Linked DNA regions of Homo sapiens: region 2 is linked to region 1. Evidence: read pairs that join two places in POLR2A ChIA-PET (ENCODE). Cell type or tissue: HepG2. All regions are shown on one strand. Each heading gives the region's core, and the rest is flanking DNA. Links, peaks and the distances in the headings are about the cores only.

What was found. Peaks named below come from ENCODE experiments on the same cell type or tissue, not always from the same donor. Only the 100,000 strongest peaks of a DNase experiment are listed, where the experiment ranks them.
Region 2: POLR2A ChIA-PET joins it to region 1 with 11 read pairs; 3 of 35 experiments call an interaction of 5 or more read pairs at or near these places.

The regions. Positions count from the first base shown.
Region 1 is chr9:124,732,653-124,735,571 of GRCh38, reverse strand. NR6A1 (nuclear receptor subfamily 6 group A member 1) reads left to right here. Exons shown (of 10, transcript NM_033334.4): 2 at 2,223-2,264. Among named protein-coding and RNA genes, the nearest start is that of NR6A1, 37 kb to the left of the region's middle. RefSeq lists an enhancer at 323-854. In HepG2, for the core only: no CTCF peak of the experiment used is centred there; DNase peaks (open chromatin) are centred at 331 and 1,371; H3K4me3 peaks cover 1,065 bases.
Region 2 is chr9:124,565,959-124,568,877 of GRCh38, reverse strand. All of the region lies in intron 2 of NR6A1 (nuclear receptor subfamily 6 group A member 1), which reads left to right. Among named protein-coding and RNA genes, the nearest start is that of NR5A1, 60 kb to the right of the region's middle. In HepG2, for the core only: no CTCF peak of the experiment used is centred there; a DNase peak (open chromatin) is centred at 1,277.

The DNA of each region.
Region 1 (2,919 bases), core at 246-2,745:
ACACACACTATTCAGACTAGACTTAAGATTTCCTGATTCTATGACTTTCTTCCCTAGACTGATCTAGAGGCAGGGTTGTGTGTTCTGTTTAGTTGATCCTGCATTTCAGCACCTTCCATAATGTGTCCACAACTGTTCTGGCCAGAAGCAGCTCTGCAGATGGATAAGGCACAGTCAGTCCCTAGCCTTGAAGATTTCACTGTCTAGTGGAAGAAGCAGGTATTTAAACTATTCCTTTATTGTTTGGTGAATGCTGGTGAGGCCTCTTTTGTTTTCCATATTTCATTGTTGTGATATTGGAACTGAATCTTAAAGGATGAGTCATTTTTACCAAATGGAGGAGGAGGAGGACTCACAGAAAGGCAAGAAAGAATGTGGCATGTTTGGTGTGGTCAGAACAGCCCAGAATTGCAAAGGACTTTAAAAGTTGTGATGTTTAAGCTGGGCTTTCTGTAATCCCAGCACTTTGGGAGGCGAAGGTGGTCAGATCACTTGAGGTCAGGAGTTTGAGACCAGCCTGGCCAACAGGATGAAACCTGTCTCTACTAGAAATACAAAAATTAGCTGGGCATGGTGGCAGGTGCCTGTAATCCCAGCTGCTCAGGAGACTGAGGCAGGAGAATCGCTTGAAACCAGGAGGCGCGGAGGTTGCAGTGAGCTGAGATTGCATCACTGCACTCTAGCCTGGGCGATAGAGCAAAACTCCGTATCAAACAAAAACAAAGTCGTAGTGTTTAAGCAGTTGGCCTGCTGCATGAATCTCATTTCTCCCATATGACGGCTAGTTGTTGGTCTGGCTTTTGGTCACCCAGTTTTGACAGAAGTTACTTTCATACCCCTCTAGTCCTAATTTTGCTTCTTTTTTTTGTTTTATTTTTTGAGACAGCGTCTCGCTCTGTTGCCCAGGCTGGAGTGCAATGGTTCAATCTCGGCTCACTGCAACCTCCACCTCCCAGACTCGAAAGATTCTCCTGCCTCAGCCTCCCGATTAGCTGGGATTGCAGCCAAGCACCATCATGCCTGGCTAATTTTTGTATTTTTAATAGAGACAGGGTTTCACCCTGTTGGCCAGGCTGGTCTTGAATTCCTGGCCTCAAGTGATCAGCTCGTTTTGGCCTCCCAGAGTGCTGGGATTACAGGCATGAGCCACTGCACCCGGCACCAAGATCCGATATTTCTGAATTTACTGGTGAAATACTACAGTTGTTTACTGAACAGCTACTCCGTGCTAGGCTTGTGAGAGGTAATGGGGTTAAAGCTGTAAAACAAGGCAGGTCGGATCCCCGCCCTCATGGAACAGTCTCATTGTGGTCAGACGCTGAACAAGTAGTTCCTTGTTGATGAGTGCTAGAAGCAAGCACAGGTGTTAGAGATAATTATAAACAGGAATTTGACCTTGTGTGTGAGACAAGGGTGAAAGAGGCAAGAGAAAACTTTTCTGAGGAAATATTTAAACTGAGGAAGAGTAGAAAGCAAACAGAAGAAAGTATGCAGCCATTTCAGGAAAAACAAAACCTTTCATCAACGATGTATAGAGGACGTACTATGTTTGCCATTCCTTGTGCTTGATTTATCTCTCCAGTGTGTTAGTTATATACCAGCCAGACAAATATAGCTCATACTTTTTGGGTCTGAGCATATGAAATGTGAAGTGTGCTCTGAGAGGTATTTATTCCAACCTGAATAGCATACTTATTAATGGAAAAATTGCTTTCATTTGTTTGTGTAGGTAAAATTCTTCAGCATTTGTGAAAAATTTACATGATATTACACTGTCTGATATTGTTGTTAATATTTTACATACTTTGCTTTCTTTTGGAAAAGAATTAGCAGTGTTAAATAGAATATGACAGGTATTAAATGAATTGTAATTTTCCTGTGAATTTTTATTCCAACGGACATTGCCATGATAACTCATAATTACTTGTGCTGTTGTATATTGAGCTCCTACTGTGTGGCAAGGCCTATGGTAAGCATTTTATTTTGGTAACTTGTTTAATCCTCATTACAATTCTGTGGTAAATGCTATTATCTGTTTTTATATTGAAGGGATGAAATGGAGGCTCAGAGGGATATGTAGTAGCTAAATGTTAGAGCTAGGATTGAAACCCAAATTGACTTCTGAGTATAGATTTCCCCCCAACTGTATGATACTTCATATTTGGAGTCAGCTTGAAGTAATTCACAAATTGTAATTTTTTTTCCTATTGTTTTCTCTTTAGGTTTCTGTCAGGATGAATTGGCAGAGCTTGACCCAGGCACTAGTAAGTTCTCAATGTTACCCAATATTCTTTGGTAAGAAAAGGATGTGTGTGTACACTTTTAAGTGAATAACTTAAGGTGTCATTGATAAGCCTTACTTTATTGACTCTCAGATTTTATTTCACTTTAATTTGTAATTATAGGAAGGGCACTCTGTCTTTTCTAGTTATGCTTTCTTCTGATATTATTCAGTGGCCAGGATCTATCTGTTTAATAGAAAGTTGGTTTGCTGAAAATTTCTGTTTAACACCAGTCTCCTTGCTTTGTTCTCCATCCTTCCATGAAACCAACAAAAATAAAAATTGTACTTTGAAGCCAGGCGTGGTGGCTGACGCCTGTAATCCCAGCACTTTGGGAGGCTGAGGCGGGTGGATCACCTGAAGTCAGAAGTTCAAGACCAGCTTGGCCAACATAGTGAAACCCTGTCTCTACCAAAAATACAAAAATCAGCCGGGCGTGGTGGCGGGTGCCTGTAGTCCCAGCTACTCGGGAGGCTGAGGCTGAAGAATCGCTTGAACCCGGGAAGTAGAGGTTGCAGTGAGCCAAGAACATGCCATTGCACTCCAGCCTGGGTGACAAGAGCAAAACTCCACCTCAAAAAAAAAAAAAAAATTCGTACTTGCATTTATGCACATGGACAACTGTATACTCACAAAC
Region 2 (2,919 bases), core at 125-2,624, 170 kb after region 1:
CCTCCCAAAGTGCTGGGATTACAGGCGTGAGCCACTGTGCCCGGCCTGAGGCTCAGTCTTGATACCTGCCATACCAACCATCCTTCTCTTCCCCCACCTTCACAGGAGGTAGTTTATGTAATGGGAAGTCTATCTTTTGAAGAGTAATAAGGTTAAAACTCAGTTCCATCACTGATTTGCTGTGTCCTTGGGTGAATCACTTTGCTTTTCTAACCCTGGGCAAGTCACTTAATTTTTTTCTTAATAAAAATAAAATACAGAAAAAGATACACAAATGTTTAACTTGTCTTACTTTTCATGCAAGTTTTTATTTGGAAAGCATGGGTTGATTACATGATTACATTTCATTCTCCTCTTAAAAGACTGTTTCTATGTTTCTTTTGTTTTTTTTTTTTGAGACAGAGTCTTGCTGTGTCACCCAGGCTGGAGTGCAGTGGCACAATCTCGGTTCACTGCAACCTCCGCCTCCTGGGTTCAAGCAATTCTGCCTCAGCCTCCCAACTACCTGGGATTACAGGTGCCTGTCACACACCCGGCTCATTTTTTGTATTTTTAGTAGAGACGGGGTTTCACCATATTGGCCAGGCTGGTCTCGAACTCCTGACCTCAGGTGATCTGCCCGCCTCAGCCTCCCAAAGTGCTGGGATTACAGGCATGAGCCACCACGCCCAGCCTCTGTTTCTTTTTTTTTTTTTTTTTTTTTTTTTTGAGATGAAGTATTGCTCTGCCAGGCTAGAGTGCAGTGGCGCCATCTCAGCTCACTGCAACCTCCACCTTCCAAGTTCAAGGGATTCTCCTGCCTCAGCCTCCAGAGTAGCTGGGACTACAGGCACACACCACCATGCCTGGCTAATTTTTGTATTTTTAGTAGAGATGGGGTTTCACCATGTTAGCCAGGATGGTCTCAATCTCTTGACCTCGTGATCCACCCGCCCTGGCCTCCCAAAGTTCTGGGATTACAGGCATGAGCCACCGTGCCCAGCCTGTTTCTCTTTTTTAAATGCGTATGACTCTGTACTAGTTAAAAAAAAAAAAAAAAAAAAAAAGCAAATTTTTAAAAAGCATCTGCTTGAATCTTTGCTGCCTCCTACAAAATGTATTTTCTCTATCACTCCCAATGGATCATGATGTATAGCTAATTATTTTATTTCTTTACCACTCACTTTTAAGTCAGTATGGTTTTTGTCCTAACTAGTTCACCAAAGTGGTTCTCAATAGTGACCTTTGAGCCTTTTTTATTCTGCACACTTTTTTGTTTGTTTGTTTTTCCTTTTTGTGGAGAACAGGGTCTCATTGTCTTGCCCAGGCTGGTCTCCGACTCCCGGGCTCAAGCTATCCTCCTGCTCCTGCCTCCCCTAAGTACTGGGATTGCAGATGTGAGCTACCGCACCTGGCCCTCATATGTTTTGATGTTGCATTTGACAATGCAGTCTTCGTTGTGGAATCCTTTTGTCCCTTATCTTTCTGATAATCATGGATTTATATTCTACCCTTTTCTTCTTTGACCATGTCATCTCACTTTACTTCCCTAAGGTCTCAGCTTCCCCTCTCTGTTTTATCCTGCTGCTGCTTCTCCACATTCTCTGACCCCCTAACCCCCACCCCTTGGAGTTCTGATCTGTTCCCATAGCTTCAACTCTTCTGTGTGTTGAGGACTCCCAGATTCTTCATTTTAGCCCTGACCATTGTCCCCTAAGTAGTTGCCTTTAGAATATTCCCACTTGACTCGCCCGTTGTCCTCTCTTTATTTTTATTTATTTTTTTTTTTTTGAGACGGAGTCTCGCTCTGTCGCCCAGGCTGGAGTGCAGTGGCGGGATCTCGGCTCACTGCAAGCTCCGCCTCCCGGGTTCACGCCATTCTCCTGCCTCAGCCTCCCAAGTAGCTGGGACTACAGGCGCCCGCCACTACGCCCGGCTAATTTTTTGTATTTTTAGTAGAGACGGGGTTTCACCGTTTTAGCCGGGATGGTCTCTATCTCCTGACCTCGTGATCCGCCCGCCTTGGCCTCCCAAAGTGCTGGGATTACAGGCGTGAGCCACCGCGCCCGGCCTGTCCTCTCTTTAAACTAAAGCCATTACTTTTGCCCCGCACTCAGCTTTTGTTTTCCAATTTTCTGTTAGTGTTGCCTCATTTCTCACAGCCACGTGGTTTAGAACCTTGAGTTCCTCTCTGCCACTTTCCTATCCCCTCCTCTCTTCATCTCTCCTCTGTGGTCCAGTCGGTCAGCAAGCCCTTTCTAGGCTCCTGTTCAAACATTTCAGTAGCTTTCTCTCAGCAGGATAATATCGATTGCAGTCTATTCCAAATCAGTTTTCAAGATGTATCTCCCACCATTCCTCCGTAAGATGTCTCTATGCAACATCAATATTCTATGCAATTCTCTCAAACACACCTTGCGTTTGTTTTCCTTCCTTTTGCCGTTGCTGATATCATTTCCCTTTCTTGGAGTGCTCTGCTGTGTTTTATTTTCAGCTTTTTAATTATGAAATATTAATACTTAAAGATAAATAGATAAAATACAAATGTACAGCTTAATGACTTACTGTAAAGCAACCGCCCACGTCAAGATACAGAACACTGCCAGGATCCAGAAGCTTCTCCCTACCACCGTACTCTTAACACTGTATGTCTCTTTCCCTTCTTTGCCTGTTTTAAGCTTAATACAAATGGAATCCTATAGTATTTATTCTTTGCTTTCGCACTTCTTTCGCCCATTGTTTGTACAAGTCATCTGTGTTGTTGCAGTAGTTCAGATATGTTTACTGTTGTATAGTATTTCATTGTTGAACGCATACCATCTGTAGTAATGTCAATGAACATTTGGGTTATTTTAAATTCAGGGCTTTTATAAAGCATGCCGTTGTGAACATCCTTGAACTTGCCTCCTGATAGGCATGTATATGCATTTTGTATTGGGT